5 separate regions of the Homo sapiens genome follow, and regions 2, 3, 4 and 5 are each linked to region 1. The links are chromatin loops, found by intact Hi-C in ENCODE. Cell type or tissue: PC-3. All regions are shown on one strand.

What was found. A loop is a pair of places that touch in the nucleus more often than their neighbours do. Peaks named below come from ENCODE experiments on the same cell type or tissue, not always from the same donor. Only the 100,000 strongest peaks of a DNase experiment are listed, where the experiment ranks them.
Region 2: it touches region 1 in a loop (5-fold over the local background); 2 of 110 quality-filtered maps call a loop at or near these places.
Region 3: a loop joins it to region 1, with 12 times the contacts of the local background. A loop is called at or near these places in 4 of 110 quality-filtered maps.
Region 4: it touches region 1 in a loop (3-fold over the local background); 4 of 110 quality-filtered maps call a loop at or near these places.
Region 5: a loop joins it to region 1, with 5 times the contacts of the local background. A loop is called at or near these places in 3 of 110 quality-filtered maps.

What each region holds. Positions count from the first base shown.
Region 1 is chr7:80,940,411-80,945,410 of GRCh38, forward strand. No RefSeq gene overlaps it. Among named protein-coding and RNA genes, the nearest start is that of SEMA3C, 24 kb to the left of the region's middle. In PC-3, no CTCF peak of the experiment used is centred here; DNase peaks (open chromatin) are centred at 341, 1,171, 2,041 and 2,531; H3K4me3 peaks cover 2,439 bases; H3K27ac peaks cover 4,092 bases.
Region 2 is chr7:80,720,776-80,725,775 of GRCh38, forward strand. No RefSeq gene overlaps it. Among named protein-coding and RNA genes, the nearest start is that of CD36, 85 kb to the left of the region's middle. RefSeq lists a silencer at 2,078-2,372. In PC-3, no CTCF peak of the experiment used is centred here; DNase peaks (open chromatin) are centred at 1,286 and 2,196; H3K4me3 peaks cover 1,022 bases; H3K27ac peaks cover 3,768 bases.
Region 3 is chr7:81,296,843-81,301,842 of GRCh38, forward strand. No RefSeq gene overlaps it. Among named protein-coding and RNA genes, the nearest start is that of SEMA3C, 380 kb to the left of the region's middle. In PC-3, no CTCF peak of the experiment used is centred here; a DNase peak (open chromatin) is centred at 2,669; H3K4me3 peaks cover 477 bases; H3K27ac peaks cover 1,786 bases.
Region 4 is chr7:81,171,493-81,176,492 of GRCh38, forward strand. No RefSeq gene overlaps it. Among named protein-coding and RNA genes, the nearest start is that of SEMA3C, 250 kb to the left of the region's middle. In PC-3, no CTCF peak of the experiment used is centred here; a DNase peak (open chromatin) is centred at 2,419.
Region 5 is chr7:81,010,613-81,015,612 of GRCh38, forward strand. No RefSeq gene overlaps it. Among named protein-coding and RNA genes, the nearest start is that of SEMA3C, 94 kb to the left of the region's middle. RefSeq lists an enhancer at 2,279-2,782. In PC-3, no CTCF peak of the experiment used is centred here; a DNase peak (open chromatin) is centred at 2,659; H3K27ac peaks cover 1,565 bases.

The DNA of each region.
Region 1 (5,000 bases):
AAGTCAGGGCCTTGTGTTTCAGCACTATGTTTCAGGACCCCTAAATAAAGGTCCCATATACTATGGTGCCAGACAATAGTATCTCAATTCTTGATTCCCCCTTTACCCTATTTCCCCTCCTTTCTTTAAGGATTTCTTTGCTCCATCCTGCCTTCCAGTAACCTTTCATTTTTATCTCTCTTGGAGATTCATCTTTTCCCTGTCTCCTCATTTTACTCACCCCTCCCTTTGTTGTAGGTTTAGTACAAGCTGACCCTGAGCCAAGGATGTATGTGTAACCAATTTATTAAGGAAATTCCTCTAGGGCATGCAGGTTAGGGAGTTGGAAAAAGCAGAAGAAAGAAGGGAAGTAAGCCAAGCAATAGTGCAGGTGCAGAGGCATGCATCCTGTAGAGAAGAACTTTAGCCTGACTTTTCAGGGAGCTCTGGAGTGTGTGTCACACCTTAGAGTTGCCCCAACTAGAGGCAAGAGAGCTGTTTTCATAGCATCATACACTCTTGTGTCATTGTTATAGGATAGGAGAGAGAATATACACGAAACATTTAACATCCCTCCCTCCACACACAGAAATAACAAAAAAGGATAATAAGGGATTTGTGAAGAGCTCCCATATTGCTCACCACATACTTCTCAGTTATTGTGTTATCGCCACCATGAAATTTGCCATCTGCTGTTTTCTGTTGCTGTAACTGCTCTGCTAGGTCCCAGCTAATAAATAAGGAACACTGAAGCTGAATATAAATAATGGTTCTGGGAACCAAAGTTCTGAGACAGTCTCCTTATAGACCTCTTCGGTTTTTAACCCAAAAGGAAAAAAATGCAGGGTGCTCATGTGTGTGGAAATTCATTAACACTTTAAGAGATCTCTGGATCAAAAGTAACCTCTTAGGGAATGTGCATTTCAAGGCCCTGTCTTACCCCAAACTGGAATTTTTGGCCCGAGGAAAATAGCAAATTATCTCACTTAGGGACAGCTGGTGTCCTCACGGAGGTTTAAATTTAACTTAGCAGCTAGAAGCTAGTCATCTTTAGATTCAGAAATACGAATTCATTGCAATAAGGAGTTCACCAAGGGCAGGCCGAAAGGACAAAGCAAAGACAAGTACAGTCTTATTTCAGTGCCATAAAGGAATTGTCATATGAGCCTTGACACACAAATTCCACAACTGAAGATCATGCAACTATTGCCCAATAAATTTAAACAGAGTGATTGCACTTAGCCTTAATTGTCCAGTTTCTGTTTTTGAAAAAAAGGCAATGAGTAACACAATGTTTCATAACCAGGAAAGAAGTTTTTGAATTTCTTTATATCACAGATAGTGAACACAATCTAAAAATAAATATTAAATAATCAAAATCCCAATGTAAAATATATATCTATCTGTATATATTATCACATGGAGGGAAAATTTGCACCACTAATATAAATGCTATTTATTAGGCATTGCTTTTCTATAGATTTTCATCCACTCTTTCATTCTTCTGCTCTATTCCTTGGTCACCTTCCTTCCATCTCTTTTCTTTCCCCTTTTTTCCATCTTCAATTTAGTGTTTGTTTCTTAAGAAACAAGTTTACATATTTCTTAGTTCTCTGTCAACAGAACCTTTCTCACTTTTCAACTGCAAAAATCAAGGTATTTTTCTAAAGAATCCATCAAAATAGGAGTTCTAATGTCCACTGATTAAATAATAATTCTTCGCAAGGTGCTTCAAATGCATTGACATATTTGAGAAAGCTATTGCAGACAGATAGCAAATTTATTCCCCTCTTAATATGTTAGTACTAACAAACAACTCAAGTCAGTTTGTACAATCAGATTGCTATTTAGAAGTTTCAGTTCTAACTAAAAGGCTGTTTTTCATCTTCACCAAACACTGGCTAGTCAGCAACTCCTGCCAGCATTCTCATAGCTGCCCCAGACAGCCAGTTGCAGGAACTCTGGCTGAGTCATGTCTCTGCTCAGCTACTCAGTAATGAAATATCCCTAGGGACATTCCTAAGACATGTCAGAGATGTGTTTCTAGTCTCCACCTATTTCTTTGTCGTGCCCCAAGCTGTGCCCACATTAGTGGAATTTCCAGTGCATTGCCATGCTCAGTAGGCCAAAGAGAAAAGTCTGCAGAATTGCTACTTAATATTACTTAATAAATCAGTAACAGAAGCAATGAATGGAATGGAATGCAAAATTCTTGGCTCTTAGCCTTAGATAGAACCACTTCCTTCCTATGAGCAAATAGTGGTTCATAGGTTAGCTTGGGGAGGGCTACTTCAAAGGGATAGTGTCTAAGTAGTCAATTTTGCTTGAATAAATTATGGAAAATACAGTTTTCAAGAGGAGAGGCTATGCTACTTTTTTCCCTTTTGGAATACTGGGTATATCCTAGGTAATAGAGAGTCAGTGAACAAATCTTTGCTGATGCTAATAGTTAAACAAAATGATTCAAATAGTTACTGAGCAAACATTTGCTGATTAAATAACATAATGATTCATATATGAAATGCGTTAGTTAGGTTCTACATATACTGTATCATTTCCTTTCAACCAGTATTTTCTATTTGTCCCAGAATAGCCTCCAAAAGAAAATTGCTGCTGGCAATTTAAAAAGACAACCATCTAAAAAAAAGTAACAAGTTGACCGGGCGCCGTGGCTCACGCCTGTAATCCCAGCACTTTGAGAGGCCGAGGCGGGCAGATCACGAGGTCAGGAGATCGAGACCATCCTGGCTAACGCTGTGAAACCCTGTCTCTACTAAAAAAATATAAAAAATTAGCCAGAGCGAGACTCTGTCTCAAAAAAAAAAAAAAGTAACAGACGGTAGAGGCAGTCAAATGTAGAGAACGCAGAAGCAACTCTTCTTTTAGTCCCTATTTATTAATAACCCTTTCTGGACCAAAACAAAAGAACAGTAATGGACAAATTTTCTTGCAGATTCAAGAAAACTGCTTCATATCACTATTATCTAATTATCTTCATCAAGTTGCCACACTACTGTTCTAAAATGTCTCTTTGATCCAAGCACTCCATGTGCTCCCCACTGTCAATGTCCCAATGCTACAGAATCTGCTTCCTTCCAACCTTTTACCTGCTACCCACTGGGTTGATGCTCCTGGACTCATGACCAGATCTTATCTTCACATATGGCAAACATCGCTGTTGGATAAACACTTTCTGCAGAGATTTCCTTTTGAGACATGTATCTAGGTGGCCATGGGTTGCAAAAATTGGTGAAAAAGTTAAAATCTATTTGCTCTACTAACTGTGGTCAATTGCTGATGTAATAAATAACATAATGATTCATATATGAAATGTGTTAATTAGGTTCTACAATACTGTATCATATCCTTTGAACGAATATTCTTTTTTAGTCCCAGGATAGCCTCCAAAAGAAAATTGCTGCTGGCAATTTGAAATAACAGGCATCTTAGAAAAATAACAAGTTAATAAATATAATAAAGAGATGGTAGAGGCAGTCAATGTAGAGAATGCAGAAGCAACTCTCCTTTTAGTCCGTATTTTATTAATAGTCCCTTCTGGACCAAAACAAAAGAACAGTAATGGACAAATTTGCTTGCAGATTCAAGAAAAGTTAATTAATCCTTAATCCTTAATTTAGTTCATGCTTCAAAATACCGACAATGTTTCTTTTCAAAAAAAAAAAACCAATCTGAACAATCTGAGTATTCCACTTCCCTATTTAAATCTTGCACAGTTCCCTATTTTACAGAGGATAAAAGGTAAACTTACCATGGTAAAATGGCTTTCCAATGGGACCTTAACCAGTCCCTTCCTCTGCCTGTCTCATTATGGGATCCAGTCTCGATGGGCTCTAAATCACTCATTGTTCTCAACACGTGGCTCCCTCTCAAGCATCTATGTCTTTGCATTTGCTCTTCCCTTTACCTAGTATAACTTTCTCTCACGCACTGCCACTTTTTCTCAGTTGCAGGATTTGTCTGAATGGGGACTATGAAGATATTTTTATTTTACTTGTTTTGTATAGTCCACTGAACTCTGAGCTCTTTGAAGACAAAAATCATAATTTATTTATTTTGTTAACATTGAATGTAAAGTGTAAGCAAAAGTCATTGAGGACCCTAAGCAAATTGGCATCAAGGAGGAAACAGAATGGACACTTAAGAAAGAGCATTACAGGACCTTACAACTGCTAGTTAAGTATTGGCTAGAGTATTAAAGAGAAACATGTCCTGCTACCCCAGCTTACCAAATGGGCATCACTTTTTCAGTCTGCTGAGATGCGATGACAGTCGCAGACCCACCTGGGGATATCCTGGCTATTAATTATACTTAGTGCAGAGTTCAAAAAGGACTCAGAACCATCAGGCGATTAAAGGATGTAGATTATGGATATAATTTTAGAAGAAAACAAAGCCACTTGAGTCATTCTCCTAATAAAGCAAATTCTGTTAGAAGGGGTAACACATTAAGCAGCATGTTGGTATGTACTTATGTACGTATGTATGTATGTATGTATGTATTTATTTGAGATGGAGTCTCGCTCTGTCACCCAGGCTGGAGTGCAGTGGCGCAATCTCGGCTCACTGCAAGCTCCGCCTCCCGGGTTCATGCCATTCTCCTGCCTCAGCCTCACGAGCAGCTGGGACTACAGGCGCCCGCCACCACGCCCGGCTAATTTTTTGTATTTTTAGTAGAGACGGGGTTTCACCGTGTTAGCCAGGATGGTCTCCATCTCCTGACCTCATGATCCTCCCACCTTGGCCTCCTAAAGTGCTGGGATTACAGGCATGAGCCACTGCGCCCGGCCTATTTATTATTTCTTTAACAAATGTTTATTTATGACGTTCTCTGTGTAAAATATTGTAGTAGGTAGAGGTGACAACAGATTGATATAATCTTTTATGGAGCTTACATTCTGAAGACAAAGAAAAACAATAAATAACAAACATGTAATAACATAAATTACAAATAATAGGTTGATTATTTAATTATAATCTGAGACTTGGGGTGAAAAAAGCAT
Region 2 (5,000 bases), 220 kb before region 1:
ATATCAAAGAGATGGGAAGTGAAAACTTTCAGACTCAGCAATCACTGAGGATGGTTTCATCTAGACAATTCATTGAAGCAAGAAAGTGAGGACTAGGAGTAGTAGTATTACGTAAAATATTTACCGATTTTGACAGAAGTCATATAATAAAAATATATCTATGCCATACATTTATAACTTACAAAATTTTAGTGTACTCCTTATAAAATATTTATAATAGAAAATATTAAATATGTAATTCAAAGAAGTGTAAATTGTAAACATACCTTTGGATACAAATTTTAGAAAATAAAGTTAATTAACATAAGGTTAATATGACATGGACCTTTAATGAATCATAAATAATGAAAATAAAATACTATTTGATCATTGTAAAGTTCAACCTCATATATGTACACAAATTATCCATAAAACTAAAAAGTAGAAACAACTCAAATATCCATAAACTGATAAGTGGATAAACTTAAGGTGATACATCCATACAATAGAAAATTAGGCAATCAAAAAAATGAAATACTCCTATGTGCTACATATATGAACATTGAAAACATCATGCTAAGTGAAAGAAACTAGTCACAGGTGACTATATATTGTGTAATTCCATATATCTGAAATGTCTAGAATGAGAAAACCCATAGAGATAGAACATAAGCTAGTGGCTGCCTAGAGTGGAAGAAGGGGAAGAGGATTAAAACTGACTGCTACACAGTACAGGATTTCTTTTTGAGGTGATAAAAATATACTAGATTATGGTGGTAGTTGCACAATTTATGTACATCTACATGGGTGAATTGAATGGCATATAAATTATATCTCAAGAAAAGCTATATATATAACCCCGGACTAGTGTGCCTTTGAGTCATAATATTTGTACGCAATTTTTAATATGCTAATTAAAAGCAATTTATGCCTCTATACCAGTTGAAGGAAGAATGCTGAGGTATTTTAACTCCAACTATTTCCTTCTACCTTTTTATTCTTCAAATAATCCCAATTCTCCTTTGATAACTTTGGGTAGACAATTTTTTTTAAACAAGGATAACAAATTTTTATTGGCAAGAGTTGTATTTTGTTTCAAAGTACACTTTCCAGTTTGTTTTCTTCTTTCTTGGTTCATGCACAGTCAGATGCAAAAGTACCAAAAACAGTTTCTGTCATGTTGAAATCCTGTTGATTTGGTAAATCTAATGTCTAAATTAGAGAACTTTTCTTTCTTTCCTTATACTGCAAGTTACTCAATGTGACAGTACAGTATGACTCATAGAAGCACAGATCTGCCTACGACTGCAGGCTGTGGGTGGATTGGAGTCAAGGAAGAAAAAAATGGAGTAAGAGATTCATATGCTTTGAATTCAAGGCATAAGGGTGAGATTTCCAAATGTCAAAGTAACCTGGCATCACAACAAAATTGTATGTAGTTTGCAATACAAAAATGTTTTAAAATAATTTAACAGGGACAATTTTCAGAATACCAGCCTGGCAGTCATCACTGTTATTGCAACTGCACAGGAATCTGGGTGCTACTCCAGTCAGGATCACTGTGGATGACCTTGTTTTCTAAGCCAGGAGGATTCTTGAAATGAGCCTCTTCTGTCAATCACATGTCTAGTACAGCCAGGGTCTTTGACTGTCTGAAAGCCCCATCATTGTCACCTTCTTAGTCTCTGCTACTCACTGGGAAGCCAGAGAGATTCCCCGCTGCTCTAGGACCAGAAGACTTTCTTCCTTTCCTAGCCTCTAAAAATCTCCTCCCTCATTCTTCCTCCCAGTTATTGCTCTCTTCCGATTCCCCAGCATGGTCCCCTGAAAGAATTCAGGCACTAGAAAACTAAAGCCCAGAGGCAATTTTGTCGAAGCAATTTAATTTTTAATCAAGCTATGCAAAAATCTCAAGGGGCAGGGGAGTACTATGGCCTGGGAGGAGGAGAGAAAACAGAGTGAGAGCAAAGTAAATTATCTCTAATTTAACCTGCCATACTAGGACTTAATCTCTAACAGTTCACTCCAAATACTTCTTAGTTATATAGAATAAACCATGTCATCCAATTTGCTGCTGAATGACCTTTCACCATCCTGGGCTGATATTAGTCAGAGGTGGTGATTGCTTAAGGCTCAGCTAAAGGAGCTCATTTTGCTCCTTTGCTGCGTCTTTCAGTCATTCCATCAGCATGAGCCACTGCACTTTGTGCCAGTGTACTCTGTGCCTCTTCCCACTGGGCTCTGCATTACGCTTTCATCTCATCCCAACCACTGGGCTTCTGTTAGTCAAACTTGCATTCCACATGACACATTTCCCCATCTGTGTCTTACTGTGAATATTTTCTGCTGCTCTCATAAAATCTTTCACTACCCTGGGTTACTCTCATCTCCTTCATTTGTAGACTGCATGATGGTTAATGATTAGGATTACAATACATTTCTGTAATGTTAACATGGTATCTCCAACAGTCATTGTTTTGTGGCTACAATAACACATTCTGGATATATAAGATTGAAGATTAAGTTAATTCACTTTTATTTAAATGGGCTTATTTCTTTTTGACATTTGTAGTCCAGTTGTAGAGTATGAGTATGTGTATATAGGTGTGTGTGATGATAACAAATAATGGGGGAAATATTTGAGTCAATTCTCACTTGGGAAGGGAAGTTAAATCCACAATTGTCAGATAGATTCCTTAAAACCTTAAAAAGCTTAAATTACATGTCTGGATTAGCTCACCTTGGTGTAAAATGGGACATTCAAATTCCTGTCTCATTCAAGCCACATCAGTTACATCTGCATTTTAGAGGTGTTGTTTTCTCTTCCTGAGCTAGTTGTAAGTAATCCTTTAATCAACTGAACATACTTTTTTTTTTTTTTTTTTGAGATGGAGTCTCATACTGTTGCCCAGGCTGGAGTGCAGTGGCCAGATCTCAGCTCACTGCCACCTCCGCCTCCCGGGTTCAAGAGGTTCTCTTGTCTCAGCCTCCCGAGTAGCTGGGATTACAGGCATGCCACCACACCCAGCTAATTTTTTGTATTTTTAGTAGAGATGAGGTTTCACCATGTTGCCCAGGCTGGTCTCAAACTCCTGACCTCGTGATTTACCTGTCTCGGCCTCCCGAAGTGCTGGGATTACAGGCGTGAGCCACCATGCTCGGCCGAGAGATGTTTTTAAAAAGAGTAATCGCAAAAAAGAGTAGGAGAACAGGAGTAAATGCAGGAAACAGAAAGGGAATGAAGCAGAACTGAAAGGGAAAGAATAAATGAATATGAAGCAAGAGAGAATGTCACCAATAAATATCATGCTGTGAAGTTACACCTGTACCACAGAGCCCAGGTTACCCTCCAGAATGAGAAGGAACATGGCAGCTTGAATGGAAACCCAGTTTATGTGAGTGCATCACTTAACTTACCTTAGTTTCATTTTGCTTTTCTGTAAAGAAAGGGACAGAATGACCCCAAGGTTCAACAAGATTTCTTTTTGATTTAAAATTTGAGAACTCTATGAAAGGTCACTCTGTAAGCCAGGTAGCAGCTGGGCAATTCAGTCAGGCATGTGTTTACATTCCAAACATATTCCAGAAGCACCCTGTAGAGTTTGAAAAGGCCTCTGAATTTGTCCTTAAAAAAAAAAAAAATCTTCAACATGAGCTGCTCTTTGGACTTTGTTAAAGTGTTCTTTTCTTCTTTTGTAAGAGACCTCTGTCTGCAAAAGCCATCTGGGAAATATTCACCACAAGTTTTCTTGTAGGATGGAAACACTGCTGCACGCTAGCTGCCTAGAATGAGTACAAATCTATCCGATGGTCACTAACTGCCCTCAAAGCCCTAAATCACTTTCAGCTTTGAGGAGACATATGTGTTGGGATGGGTCCCATTCAATTAGTCTTTTCCAGTCAAACTCCAGAGTGAATCAGGGTTTTAGCCAACACTTAATAAATATACCAGATTTTAGCATCTGGAAGGAAGCCGATCCAAAACAAATTATATGATCCACATAGTATGTAGTTCTGGTGTGGTCATTTGATTCCTGAGTGGTGACCATACCCTGGATGTGTAGGACGAACTTTTAACCCAACAAATGACAATTTAGCAAACAACAGCTGCATAGCCCTTTCACCAGTGGAATGACAGAAACTCATATTAAATGAGTTGTATTTACAGTGATATTAGCACTTCAAAAATGGCTTTTTTGTCAGCAAAAACATAAGAAGGCCTACAGCAATTACAGGATTATGTTCCTCTTCAGGATATAAGTCATGTCCCAGAAAGGCAGATAAAATTAATGTCTCTTCTTCTGCTCAGTTGAATATTTGCTTTTATTTTTACCTCTATTTCGAATCTTTGCTAAGGAAAGGAAGACTTTGTCTTGGATGGTTTAGTTAACAACATGGCTTATGTTATGTTTTATGACTAATTAAAATGGAACTGAAACTTGCAGGATGGTGTTACAAATTAGTATGCTCCCATTTGGACCTCTCGTCTTAACTCAGCAGGTTGTGTCTTAATCCTGGAGCTCTAGGCACTTTCACGTGGTTATTGATTGAATCCACAGATTCAGTTTCATACAGCAAATGACACTATGTAGTCAGCCTCTTAATTACTTAATGCAGTATCTGTGTGTCATGACAATATGCACATTAAAACAAGTAGTGTAAATATAGCTGAAATGAGCCTGGCTGAGGCAATTTTTATAAAAGCTACTCTACGTGAATGGAAGGTGTCTCAAATTCAGTTAGGCAAAGTGTTTCAGTGAAAACGATGCACTATCCTAAAAGCCATTTGGATGATGTAATCTCTTATGACAAAGAGATTACAAAATGACAAAATGAAAAAATAATCCATAAATGTCTGTAGGTTGGGGTCTGTATGAGCAAGATAGTACTTTGCTTTGCAGCAAGTCTCCTTTTTAAACTAGAATGGGAATAATCATGATGTCTAATTACTAAGCAAAGATTGGTGGGTTCTTATTAAGGACTCTCAACATGTCCTAAACATTGAAACACATCTAAATGCT
Region 3 (5,000 bases), 360 kb after region 1:
AGCAGCATGAAGATGGACTAATACACTCCCTTACATGTGGAAATTGTTACAGTAAGACTGACCAGTGTTGACAATTCTGGTGAAAATTGACCTTTACTCAGTTGATTTATGACATCTCAGCAAGGCTTTGTCATCGTTAACAGCAAAATATTCAGATAGATCCTCTAAAATAGGGCCCATACGTGTTATTTTATTGAAATCCAATAACTGATTTTTCACATAATAATTTCATGCAGAGAAAGAGAAGAAAACAAGAAAAAATTATAGCTTCCTTTTCTTGAGTCTCAGTTTTATATGAAAAATATTTACTTTGGAAAATTTACTTTGAATATTCACTTACATAACCAATAGTAAGCCCCTGTTAGGTTCGAAAAACAAAATAAACAGTAAAAATCATTTCATAGTCAATATGTAAAGTGACTAACTGTCCTGGCTTTCCCAAGACTGTTATGGTTTTGAAACTGTAAGTCTCACATCTTGGAAGTCCCCATAGTCCAAAGCAAACATTCCATATAACTATTTGCACACCTACTTATAATAAAATATTATTGCAGTAAAAAATTAACTTCAAATAATCTGCTTTACAGCATTAAGTAGTTTTCAATTATCCAGAACTAGCAACTTGCTGGCTAATGTGGCTTCTGAAATGTTCTGCTTAATGTAACATCTATTGCTACATCACAAATTGCCCCAACACTTGCCATCTCAAAACAACACAGTTTCTAAGGGACAGGAATCTGGGCATGACTTAAGGTTGTTTGACTGAAGGTCTCAGTTCCTTCCTTGCAAATGGTTGAAGGTTGCGCTCAGTTCCTTGTCAAACGGGTCTCTCCAACATGGCAGTTTGCTTTATCAAAATTGGCAAGAGAGTGAGTTTATTAATAAGACAGAAGTCACAATCTTATGTAACATAATCATAAAAGGAATTTGCTATATTTTATTCATTAAAAATAACTCTCTGGGTTCAATTCTCACTCAAGGAAGGAAATACACAAAAGTATAAATAGCAGGAGGTGATAACCAAAGGAGGCCATCTTCAAGTCTGCCTGCCATGTCTGGCACTCAGAGACTTTAAGACAAATTAGTTGTTTAGATATAGATATAAATATAGGTATAGATAAATATAGAATATTACCAGCATGCTCCCTTTCAGTCATAATTTTGCTTCCAAAGGTTAATCAGACATTTCTGAATTCTCTTACTTTACACCTCTGTTTCAATTCTGTTACCTTCACCTCTTTTTGGTCTTCATATGAATGGAATCATAGAGTAAGTACTCTTTTGTTTCTAGCTTCTTTTATTCAACATTTTGTCTTTGAGATTCATATATACTGCTTATGATTTTGATTACTATAGAGTATGTACTGTATTAATATATCATGACTTATTAGTATATCCTACTATGTCTTAATCAAAGAATAAATGTCATAATGAATCATCTTGCATTACAAGGTTTTATATCTCAATTTCCTTTGTTAAACCTTCTCCCTACTTCAGTCCTTTTTCACTTTCAGTTCTTCCATATGCTTCTGCCATTCTAGTCTTGACTCAAAGGGAGAGATTTATACAAACTCATTTCCACAAGGTGTTCCTGATTTAATATTAGAAGATATTTAATATCCTCTAATACCACCTTTAGGGATTTTGCCATCTAAAATTACAAAGGAATATCTCTAAAATACAGATCTCTGTATTTTAAGAAAAGGCACCTCCTAGGTGAGAGAGCAATTTGGTGATGAGGTGGGGGTGCTAGCTGATAAAACACATTGAAAACAACATACTCACTTCATTTAATAGAAATATAGGTTAGACTTTCAAAACTTTTATCATTTAGAGTTGCAAAATAATATGTATTATAGAATACAAAATGGAACTTTGAATTGAGATGATAATGTGATATCAGATCTTTAACCAAACACTCCAAGGTAAGGTGCTCATTCTCTCAGTACACCATTGAAATGATATTGAAATAAAACAGCAGAGATGCACACATGCACTCTTGGAAACAAGATGCTGAATGTGAACCATAGAGACAGCTAAAGAGGAAACACAAATGAACTACAGATTCAAGAGAGTAATTTGAAACTTTTTTTGAAAATTTTAAGCCCTTTATTAAATTCCTTCAAAGCTTGTTAGTATGTTAAAAGTATCACAGGTACTTCAAAATTATTTCTCCAAAAAATGCTGAACGTGTGTTCTAAGTTCTCCCACTTAGAATCCATAATTCTGAATAAGCCTGTTGTAACCAAATTTAGCATTTCTCATTCATGCTTGGGGAGCCATATCCACTTTTATCTTAAAACATCTATGTATATGTGCACGGATTTTCTAAAAAACAAACTGAATATTCAGTTATAGGTGTGGTAATTTTCCTTTTTATGCATTTGGAATTTCCCATGTGTTGAAATCCTTGCTTTACTTTTAGTTTTGGACAGCAGTCATATCTTCCAAATAATCTCAATCAACACGATGTGCTGAGGAGGAGAGGAGGGCACTCCCCTAAAGTTATGTGCCACGAGGAAATTTCAACACTTTCACAATCTAGCTTATTTTAAATAAACAAAAAATGGAAGTGGTTCATGCATAATAAATCCCTGCTGGGCTGTACTGTGTTTTCATGACTAATTTCTTTTGCTAACCACAGCTTCTCAGCCTATGACCTTTAAACGGCAGGCATTCTTTACAAAAACATGGGCTCACTGTCAGGGCTGTGCCTTTTCTTACTCATGAACTCCCTAGTGACTTGTTAACTGTCCAAACATAGATGTCTTCAAACAACTTATGGAAAATGCACTTGTAGGACTTTTTTGGTGCCATGAAGGGAACCTTCCTATTATAAAGTCAAAAACTAAAATAATAATAAAGAATAAGTTGCTACTCGAAAGACTGATCTGACACATTTTATTTTTCTTCACAGAAACAATTCTGGTAGGGACATTGAAGCATATTATCTAGTCGTCTCTTCATAACTGGGCAGAATGGCAAATCATCTCAGCTGAGATTTCTAGGTGACTTTCTGGAGGATAAGGGGGGAATTTGATGTAGGTGCTAGAATCTCCTACTCCTTCTACCACATACCTATTTTATGACTCCTTAGCAACCATTGACTCCAGGTCTTTTTGTCAGAGACACTTGTTTAACATTTTCTACTTGCTCCGTTTTCTGTTAGTTAGCTCTGCTATTTATTATGGATGTCTTTTAACTGCTTTTGACCTTGTAAGAAAAATCTCTCTGTTTCAGGTGTAATTTACTTACATAAATAATAGTGAAGTTCTCATCAAAACCAGGAATTATCATTGAACTTCTCTCACTGAGTAATTAGCTCAACAACAGAACTAACATTGTTCTCAAGTTTCATGTTAATCTCTTGAAAGTTGTAATTTGATTTTTCTCTTTCAAGAGTCTCTGTTATTCAAGCACAACATCTTCTTTGCCTTCTCAATGGCTGATAATATCCTTAGGAATCTAATGACTGTGCAAGTGTCTTACTTCACGTATTCACCCTTTCTCTTCAGCATTCATAGGTAATATATAGAAGCACCTTTTTCCAGCTTCAGTTTTCTTGGAGGTATTGCACAGTCATCCATCTTCGGAATTTGCCTCTGTAAGTACACTATTTTGTGTTATTTTTCCCTTCTCCATCCATTGCTAACTGGAGCATAGTTGGATAAAGGTATCCAACCCTTTGGATTAATGAATGTGATTTGTTTGCTTCTCTTGGCAGTTTGGAATAAGGATAAAGGGGTAATAACTATATGGCTGCTTGTGCTGAAGCTAAAAGGAAGATCACATATTACTGATCTCATTCGTAGTTCTTTTCCCCCACTGTGCTGCTGTTGTTTGCATGCCTCTTTTTCAGCATGTAAAAACATTTTCAACTTGCATTTTATTTTATTTATTTATCACTCCCTGCAGTAAAAAAACTCTTGAGGGTAGGTGCCATGGCTTATTCACTTTGAATTCTGATCTGTGTCTAGGACGGTGTCTAATAAATAGTATAGTATAGATTAAACAATTTTGCTGCTTTAGTCAGGTTGCATTTATGGCCTCTTTTGCTGAGTTGTTTTATTCCTCCTGAGATGTATTACAGTGACCTCGTAACTTAATCCCATTACATTTATTTATGATCCTGATAACCAAGACCAATTTGAATTTTGAACATGTTTCCTGCCAGCTATTGCTCATAGCTCTGAGACCAAAATTTGTGTGGTGTCTAATTTATCATTGATGAAAACATCAAACACCCCTTATGAAATATTATTATGTACGCCCTGAAGTTGGAGCATTGTTTCACTGATATTTACTTTTTGTTACGTCCCTTAGATAACTGTACACCAACCTTATAGTTTTATAGTTTAAATTCTGTTTACTAGTTTAGGACTAGTATGCAATGTTGAGATAAGATAAAATGTTTTTTACAGTTCAAGTAAAGCAGAAGTAAAAAGGTATCATCTATCATCTGAGGCTACTGTTGGTTTATAGAAGACAAAAGTATAAACATACAGTATATATTGAAAACAAATAATTTACTTAAAAATCTTTTTTTTTTCTGTAGAGGTCCCCTTTAAGAATCTTTTCACAAAATGCTTAATGATATGACAGTTGTTTTATATGAAAATGCAGAAAGAAAACTCAACCAGTAAATGTGTAAAGCTCTATGTTATTCCATAAGTTTATTTTTCAGATTATTTCAAGAGAGGAATTTATTCCAAAAAATATTTATTGATTATCTACTACAGGGCAAGTGTTATTATTCAACGTCCTAGAGATACAGCAGTTAAAAATCAGACAAAAGTCCCTGTCCTTACAGAATTTTACATCTTTGTAGGGGAAGAAGATAAATATATAAATATGGCATTAATGGCTCTGGAAAATACTAATAATAACAGAGATGGGGTTATAGATTATTAGGGGAATGTGGCACAGCAATTTCAAATAGGGGGCTCATGGAGGCCGCACAGAGCAGCAAGGATCTGAAAAGGAGAGGGACACTATGTAAC
Region 4 (5,000 bases), 230 kb after region 1:
GCCATAGACAGAAATTTACAAATTAGAGAACCTAGGTTTGATTTACTATTTTTTCCTTTAGTTAGGTTGTTTATTCAAAACTTGAAAACATATACAATTTCAGGGTCTTCTACAGTATATTTACACCTGTTGTAAAGTTGTTCATCAGAACAACTTTTTTTTTTTATTATACTTTAAGTTTTAGGGTACATGTGCACAACGGGCAGGTTAGTTACATATGTATACATGTGCCATGTTGTATATTCTCAACGATGTCAGCTTTAATATTATAATTAATGTGCACAAATCTGAACACTGTTCTTGCTCAAACTGTAATACATTAAATAGACCATAGCAAACAACTTCTTACTTAAATGCTTGTCTGTGCCTGTCACTCTTCTCATGCTTTAGCCTCATAACATTGGTTATAATTATATAAATGGTTAGTATTCATATTCTCATTGCAAAATGAAAAGTGAGGAAGAGAGATTAAGCCATTTGCTTAAGGTCACAAGTCTGGTAAAATCAACAGAGGCACTCAGAATGTCTCCAAAATCATTTCCATGATGCCAGAAACTTTAAATGCTACAGAAACAAGCTACAGCGATACATTTAAATGTTCTTCTTTGTAGGGCTTGAGCTGTATCTAAACTTAAGTTAGAGCTCAACCAACATAGAATCTAGTTCAGTAATATTCTACAACGTGAGATAACCATATTGATATTTGATCTAAAATGAGATTGCAGAGGAAACACATTTTAATACCTGAGGTGTGTGCTTAATCTTCTTGATGTACATTAAAAGCTCAGTATGTGAGAGTAATATGAGGTGATGGGGGTTACTCTTAAAGAGATTACTAATAATGTTTATTTGGAAAAAGATGAAGATTTTAGAGGCTATTTAAGAAACTGGCGGCCGGGCGCGGTGGCTCACGCCTGTAATCCCAGCACTTTGGGAGGCCGAGGCGGGTGGATCATGAGGTCAGGAGATCGAGACCATCCTGGCTAACAAGGTGAAACCCCGTCTCTACTAAAAATACAAAAAATTAGCCGGGCGCGGTGGCGGGCGCCTGTAGTCCCAGCTACTGGGGAGGCTGAGGCAGGAGAATGGCGTGAACCCGGGAAGCGGAGCTTGCAGTGAGCCGAGATTGCGCCACTGCAGTCCGCAGTCCGGCCTGGGCGACAGAGCGAGACTCCGTCTCAAAAAAAAAAAAAAAAAAAAAAAAAAAAAAAAAAAAAAAGAAACTGGTTCTGGGAAAACCAGCCATAACTTAGGGGTTCTTCTTTCACCCAATCCCATTGGAATTCTGCTTTGCTATAGAAACATGCTCAAACCAAGGCAAGCAGCACACATTACATGAACAAACAACACAACAATGAAAAGCAGATCCTTGAGACCCTCCCAAGAAGACCAAGAGCTCTCTCTTTAAAACTTTGTAAAATACCTAGGTTCTCTAGTCTTCCTGTGTGTTATTTCCTAACCAATTGCACTATCAATTCAAAAATGGAACAAAGGATATTCTATGTATCAGAACCTTTTTTCCTATACATTAAGAAGAACTTTTCCCACATGAATAGGTAATCACAATCTTAAGCCAGAGGATGAAACCTATGAATTCCTTGTATCATATATATTTTAACAAGAAACATAAATATCTATGACCTACCTATAGCCAATTTATATCTTGCCCAGGTTGTTTTGTTTTCTAAACTTATCCCTCATATGGCTTAATAATGAAGGCCATAAATGTGCCTCCTTCCTATCTCACCCCTATGGCTTGACATGTATTATAAAATGAACTTCCTATATAAAATAATATTTACTGAATGAAAGGAAAGTATTACATACAACTTTTATTATTATATTATTAAGCTTATTTTTTGCACATCATGGCTAGGTCATCTTAAAATAGTTTGGCTCTGTCTCTTTTCCCATTTTCATACCTATGTGTAATCACACATGAAATCCCATATGTGGATTCGTGGTATTCCAAATGTTCCCTTCTTTATATTTCCAATTTATCATGCACTTAAAATATTTTCATTGTTTCACTGCCACGTTGGAGCTTTTGTCTCCATATGAGGATATGTTTTGTGAATCTGGAAATATACATTTTTAAAACCAGAGAAACCCTGGAGTTTCATTTACTTTCACATGTCTCCTATTTTCATTGTTAGTCTACATACCATTATTTGTGTTCAAGATTAGTTCTAGTGGTTGCTAATTTTACTTTTAATACTTGAAGCAATGTAATGTGATTTACAGGGAAGGTATACACTGAGGGAAAGTCGGTTAAGCAGTTCCGGGTAGGCTTAACTTCCCTAGCTTCCTTTCATATTTACTAATACCCGTATCTTATCAAACACGCTCCTGAGTAAATGGCTGGACTGAGGTTTTACTAAGTTTCTGGGCAAGAATCCATGTCAAATGAAGTGCTGCATTCCTTTGTGATGGATTTCTGCATGCACCGCTAGTGAAATCCTGAAAAGGCCAGTTGAACGGATGGACCACATTCTTTATGTTCAAGGTGAAGGCTGCCTGGGTTCATCACACACGGTGGAACTCTTGATTTGGTTTGAACTTGCTTTTGAGCCAAATACTAGTCCCACACACCTACAAGAAAGACAAACACTACCAAGGGATTTATTTTCCACAAGAAGCTGTGCATTACCAGCCAAAGAAAACAAACACCAAGAAAAAGAAGGCTCTCCTGATGCAATTAGAATTTACTCAACATTCTGTTTCTCCCTCTCTTAGAGAACAATGAAAAACAGTTCGGTGGTTAAAGTTCAGTCTATGACTAAAAGGATTTTCTGTGGAATTTCTTGACTTCTCTTTCAGCACACTTTAGAACAATAAGGTAAAACTCCTTATTTGCCTGAAATGAAAAGAGTTCCTGCATGAGGTCAATAATCCTTCTGTTACTCGTTTTCTTTACATCCTTCCCAAGAGCCTAAGAGTAAAAAAATCTACACTGTCTTTGGTACTGAATTTTTAAAAAAACATTAATTTGAAATAGCCCCAAATCTTTTGTAATATCTGTCATAATTTGTTATTCATTTATTTGTTAGTGTATTTAATTATAGTACTATTTATTAGAAAAGCAAATTTAGTCTGAAATAAAATTCATTACTATTTTACACTGAATTAGAATTGGAGTTGTTTGGTTGTCCTGGGTATAGACTTCAGGATGTCTTAGGTTATGCAGTATACAACTCCAGTGCAATTTCTGTAGATGATAATGTGAATAGTTTTCTCTGAAATTATGTAACTACCATAGCACTGCAGAAAGTAAATAACATAGCAGAAATGTCACTTTCATTAAACCAATAAGTGAAAAAAAGAAAGTTTAGATTCAATATAGATGTATCATGGTATCACTTCCCTCCCCTCAGAATAAAAGGCTTATTTCATTCATTTCAATGTGTTATTTTCAATTTAGAACTCTACTGAACTAAAGATAATTTGAGTCTCTAATCAATTTTTGTAAGATAATATATAAATTTCTTTTATAAACCCACTAATGCAAAGAACAAAATGTGCTATTTTGGATGATGGTTGTTCTTATAAAATATTTTGTTGCGTTACAGACAAGTTATTTAGAAACTTGTGGATTAAATTTTTTCTTCAAATACACAAGAGTTTAAAAAATAGAAATGTAAATACTTGCTAAAATGCTTGACAAATTTTTTGAAAAGTTATCTGGCTTAAAATATGGCTGGGTTTGCCCATCCCTTTAGGAGATCAGCTGTTGATGTATCATTAAAGGCCAAAAAAAAAAAAAAGTCAATTCAGCTGTGTCTGTAACCAGGCGTGTCATATGTAGACACTTATACCGTGGGAGGTCACTTTATGTGGGTTTGCATTGACAAAAAAAGAAAGGTGTTCAAACTCCAGTAGCAAAGATATAAACTTGTATCAGTAGGAGAGATATTTACAGAACACAGCACATTCTTTTCAAAGCATACATTTTTGGAATGGCAACAATGAAGAATTTCGTCTCCATGGAGAACCCATTTACACGCCTTGTGGGGCTGGCAAATGTTCCAAATCTGCCACTATGAAATAATTGGCAGCAAGGATGGGAAAAAGAAAAACCTCATTTTAATGGTAAATTTAAATGTCAGGAGTCCACAGACTGCTTCCTCCTTAAGGGAAATGTAAACAGTGGGAAATCTTCTGTTGAATAGGAATTTTCAATGACTGGGATCAAAAGCAAGCCTCACAATGTTGTCCAACAGGCAGAACTGGCTGTGGGAATAGATACATCATGGGTGGTTGCTTAGGTGTTGAGTCTTCAGAGTTATTGCCTGACTGCTGATCAGTCAACCATCATTTGTTGTGTCCTAAATGCTGCTTCTGAAAAGTTCACAGCTTAAGCTCTTACTAGATGATCTTTTTAAAATTTCCAGCGAATGACTTACCAGGAAATAAAACACAGGACCTCAGATGAGTGGGCGTTCTCCATAGCAAACCCTGCCCACTTAACAGTTTTGCCAAGATATGGTCCAGATACAGGTGGGTAGACAGAGCTACTGATATGCCCTTTACTGTCAGAGCAAGTGGAAAATCCACAGTTGTCAATGTGGACTCAGAAAAATCTCGGAAGTGAAAGCAGATTTAAGTGCTGAAGTGTGAAAGGTTAAGGGTCATTAGAACAAAATGTAACAGCAACATGATGCCTTCTATTTGGAGGTTTATGGTTCTCAAAGAACTTTCAAATTCCTTAATGGTTTTGATCCTTACAGTAGCTCTAGATTCCTGACTGAATTGAATAGTAACAATAACAGTATCAGTACAAGGTGTTTATGTGATTTGCTATGATGTTGGCTCACTGACTCTGCCTCTACTTAAATTGTACTCGTCATTCCTCATCCCTAAGGCTTATTTGTTTTCTTACAGAAAAGATTATGGTATCAATTTTAGCTAAATAATAATTAGTTTGAGAGATTAGTTTGTTTCAAACTTCAAAGGAAGATTAAAGTTTCTCTTCCTTGTATATGCCATACATTCTTTATCCT
Region 5 (5,000 bases), 70 kb after region 1:
TGCATTATGAATACAAGCCTTTGGCAGATTGATATATTGCCACATCTTCAACTCTGAGGCTTTTTCAGTTTTGGTGATATCTTTTGACGAACTGAAATATTTAATTTTAGTGAGGTTGAATTTATTAATTTTTTGTTAATTTGTAGTGCTTTTAGGTCCTGCTTAAGAAATGTTTGCTTACTTCAAATAAGAAAGAAAGCTACTCTCCCATCTTAATAAAGTTTTAAAAACGTATTGTTTACCTTTTACATTTAGGTCTGCAAACATTTGAAATTGACTTTTGTGTATGGTGTATGCTGGAGATAAAGTTTATTTCATTTTTCCATGTGAATATCCAACTGAATCAATGCCATGCATTGAAAAGACTACTTTTCTCCATTGTATTGCAGTGGCACTTTTTGTAAGACAGCTGACTCTGTAAGTGAAAGTCTGTTGCTGAACTCTATTCTGGCCTATTTGTCTTGCTTGCACCAATAATAGAATGTTTAAAATAAGTCTAGATATCCAATGATATATACCAGTGAATATTACTCTACTTTGAGAATAGATTGACTATTCTTGAATTCTGATATGGTTTTTTTTTTTTTTTTTTGAGATGGAGTCTCGCACTCTGACCCAGGCTGGAGTACAGTGGTGCCATCTTGGCTCACTGCAAGCTCCACCTCCTGGGTTCACACCATTCTCCAGCCTCAGCCTCCTGAGTAGCTGGGACTACAGGCACCTGCCACCACGCCTGGCTAATTTTTTGTATTTTTAGTAGAGATGGGGTTTCACCATGTTAGCCAGGATGGTCTCAATCTCCTGACCTTATGATCCGCCTGCCTCGGCCTCCCAAAGTGCTAGGATAACAGGCGTGAGCCACTGTGCCCGACGGAATTCTGATACAAGTTTTAAAAACATTTTTCCAACTTCTAAACACACAAACATGAAAAATAATCTTCTGGGATTTTGTTGAAGACTAGTTTTTTTCTATCCATCAATTTTTGAAGAATAAATATTTTGACAATATGTACTTTGGCTTGTTTAGGCCTTCTTTAATTTGTCAGTGACATTTTGTAGTTTCTGTTTAGATGCTTGTGTATTTAGCATTAAATTTATTCTAAGTTATTTGATACTTGATTCTTTCATGAATGGTATCTTTCTTAAATTTCATTATCTAACAAATTGTAAATGTATACAAAATGATTTTTGTATACAGATCATGTGAATCTATGGTCTATAATATGTGTTCTATTTTTAGAATCTGGATTATTTAGGTTTTCTGTATTCTACTATCTGTGAATAAAGGTAGTTTTAGTCTTTTATCACCATTTATATATTTTATTTCTTTTTCTTGCCTTATTACACTGGCTAGGACTTCTTGTACAACGTTGAATAGACATGATACTGGGTATTTTATTTCTGACCTTAAGAGTAAAGCTTTCAACACACCACTAATGTGTATAATGTTTGCTGTTGGTCTTTGTAGATATTTTAGAAGGTAAAAAAAAGTTCTATTCTAGTCATTGTTTTCTTAGTTTTATTATTATTGATAGTGTTGAATTTTATCAAAAGAAAATTTTCATCTTTTGCCATTATCTTATCATTTTCTCCCTCTTTATTAATGTGGTGAAATTATCTTGCTTGATATATATAATTTTAATTTCTGCATTATATATAGTTGAATTAAGGCTATGGATACAATCTTTGGATCTTTAGCATAACTGCTTTTGCCAAGTTTGGAAAATTTTTAGACATTAGCTTTTCAGTACTGTTTTAGCCTTATGCTCTCTCTCCTGTTTCTGGGACTCTACACATATACTATATATTTTTTTCTTTTCATAACATCCCATACTTTCCTTAGGTTCTTTTCTGTCCCTTCCTTTTTGTTTGTTTGTTTGTTTTGAGACGGGATCTCACTCTGTCACCCAGGCTGGAGTGCAGTGGCGCAGTCTCAGCTCACTGCAACCTCCGCCTCCTGGGTTTACGCCATTCTGCTGTCTCAGCCTCCCAAGTAGCTAGGACTAAAGGTGCCCGCCACCACACCTTGCTAATTTTTTGTATTTTTAGTAGAGACAGGGTTTCACCGTGTTAGCCAGAATGGTCTCGATCTCCTGACCTTGTGATCTACCTGCCTCAGCCTCCCAAAGTGCTGGGATTACAGGCATGAGCCACCGTGCCCAGCCTCTACTTTTCTTCTTAATTTTTTTAGACTCTTTCTCTGTGTATAGATTTAAAAAATTAAAGAGAAGTATTGCTAACTGTAAGCCCATTTTTTCCTTCTGTCTCTCTTGGATTTTGCCTTTTAAGTTCTAGATACCTCACACTAATTTCTGTCTCTTGATCCTACCATATTTTCCCTACATACCTCATGTGTTTACCAAAGCTATTTTGTTTCTCAGCTTTTTGTGTTTTTGCTTTGGCTTCTGCCTTGTTTCTCAATCTCTCTCTCCAGCAAATGATCTAAATATGAAAGCTGCTTACAGAATGTCAGGTAACCCTTTTGTGATTGACCTCTTTGAGGGATCTTGACCCCTCAAGTCCTGATAGCCTCAGCGACTCTTCCAGTGACTTCAAACGAAGCCTCTCCCTCTTTGTAATTATATCTGTTTTTTTCTAGTTGTTCTCAGTGGGAGTGTTAGTCAGCTACTCTATTGCAGCCACCTCAGAAATTCCCTGTAAATTTGTTTTGATGACTCAAGAGTTTCATGTTGTTTTGAGTGTCAGAATCTGAGTGATTTAACAAGTATTGCATAAGCTTTAATAAAAGCCATAAAAACATGAAAAATGTTTGCTATAATATGTGTGAAATTCTTTAAATAGGCAACCCAAAGGCACTATGCCAGTGGAAGATTTCTTATTTCTGAAAGAATTGGAATGGAAAGGAATCCCAGTTTTTCTGAATCTGAGAACAGATTATATTAGAATATAAAATGGCAAAAACATATAAATATATAGTCACTTAGTATTTAGAGTGGAAAGAATATACTGATCACAGACTACAGGAATTTCCTTTGCAATCCATTGGAGACCTGAAATATTATTTCTCACTAGTTTTCCAGTTAGGGGAGAGGGAAGAAATAGGGTTGTGCTGTGGTCAGATGAGTAGTGAAAGCTTCAATGGCAGCAAGAGAATTCCAGAAGTTGAAAAGTTGCAGATCCATGGGGCTCAGGAACTGTTACCATTGGACAGACTTTTCACTTTTATTCTGCTAAGGGACATTAATAGGCAGTTGGATTTTGCCAAAAAAGAATTAAGATAGTGAATAAGAACTTATTGAAATGATTTTAAAACCCTGTAAATCATTTTCAGGTGAGATTATATTTTAGATGTGAATTAAAACATATCAAACCTATGTTTGATCTTTATTTTATGTATTAATTTTTCAGGACTAGGTCTAGTGTAAAACTAAATATAAACCAAATAACTAAATCAAATATAGAGATTAATATTCAGATACTTTAGATGATAAGAGGGGAACTTATCTATGCTTGTATCTCATGCATTAGGTCTGCATTTTCCTAAAATTATTGTATCCAAATTTTTTAATTGTGTCAAAAACATTACGTATTTACAAATAGGAACATTTTATTTTGAAATTGTGGAGTAAAATTTTTAAAACTAAAATATGTCTAGTATATAAAATTTCATATCGCTATATTTTATTATGAAGGATACATGTATTCATGCTCTAAAGGAGGAATTAGTCACAAATTTTTACATATTTTAGAGACATTAAAAGCTTTGGTATCATTATAGACATTCTAAATAAATCTCAAAAGCACTAATCTACAAAGAGTAACAATTCAGAGAGTCAGGGAGAGAGGATTATAGTTTCAGATGTAACAAGTTATTCACCATTATGGTTTGCATATTGACGGCTGTGGAAACTGTTGACTCATTAGTGACTTACACACTCAAGACAGAGTAAAATTTTGACTCAGCAATTCCATTTCTTATTCAACTGCGTTTATAACTTGACATTATTTAATCAAATAATTATTTTACAGAGGTTATGAACTCTCTGTCTTCCATTAAAGTAAATGTTTTATATCAACTTCTATATATTTATTTATTCTGAACATTATAATATGCCAAACAGTAATTTATTGCTAATATTTTATGGTTTTACCCCCTATGGATATAGAGTTGGGATGGAAATAATCTACCTGAGAATTAGAAAACCCCAAATCAAATCTTTGCTGTCCCACTACAGCATGGGTTAGGTTAGACAAGTCATTTTCTATCACCAGAAATAGAGATTCCACATGTATATTTATTAAATGTTATTTAATTATGTGATTATCTCAATTAACATAACTTCTAAGAATGAGCACAAGGATATTTACATTGCAACATATAATTATACAGCAATTATTATTTTTCAGTTTCGTTCATTGCAAATGCCTGGAAGCAATGGCAACCCAATAGGAATAGACACTACTTATCTATATTATCACCTTAAAATACCATTCCTCATTAAAAGGAATTATAGCTTTTGCAAAGAATACTGGACTTCAGCCATGTGGCAGAAAATATATAAATCAACCTGGAGAATTTCAGTGAGTCAATAATCAAGCATCTGTCAAACTCTGTTATTTTGTGTAAAAGGACACAGAAACCAACATAAATAGCTCACATTTTTCAAATATAGGAGAATAATTTGAACATAAGAAAGAATGATTAAGGGAATTATATAAAACATTAAAATAGGGTTCTGAGTTTATTATGTGATGAGAGATTGAAAGAGGTGGAGATGAGAGAGAGAACAAGGTGGGGCTGGGGGTGCAGGAATTGTAAAGGAATCAAGAAATTCATTGAACAACACCACTGGAGAAATTTGGCACCAACACCTGTTCCTTAAATTAGCAACTAAAATGAAATAATCAAGAATTTAGTCTGAATTTTCCTTATGATTGATAATTCATACTGTCCAAAGAGCTTTGGATGATAAGGGAGGGAAAGTTATTCTTTATGATAATATTTGATCTAATAATAACAAAGTATAATTAAATTTTTA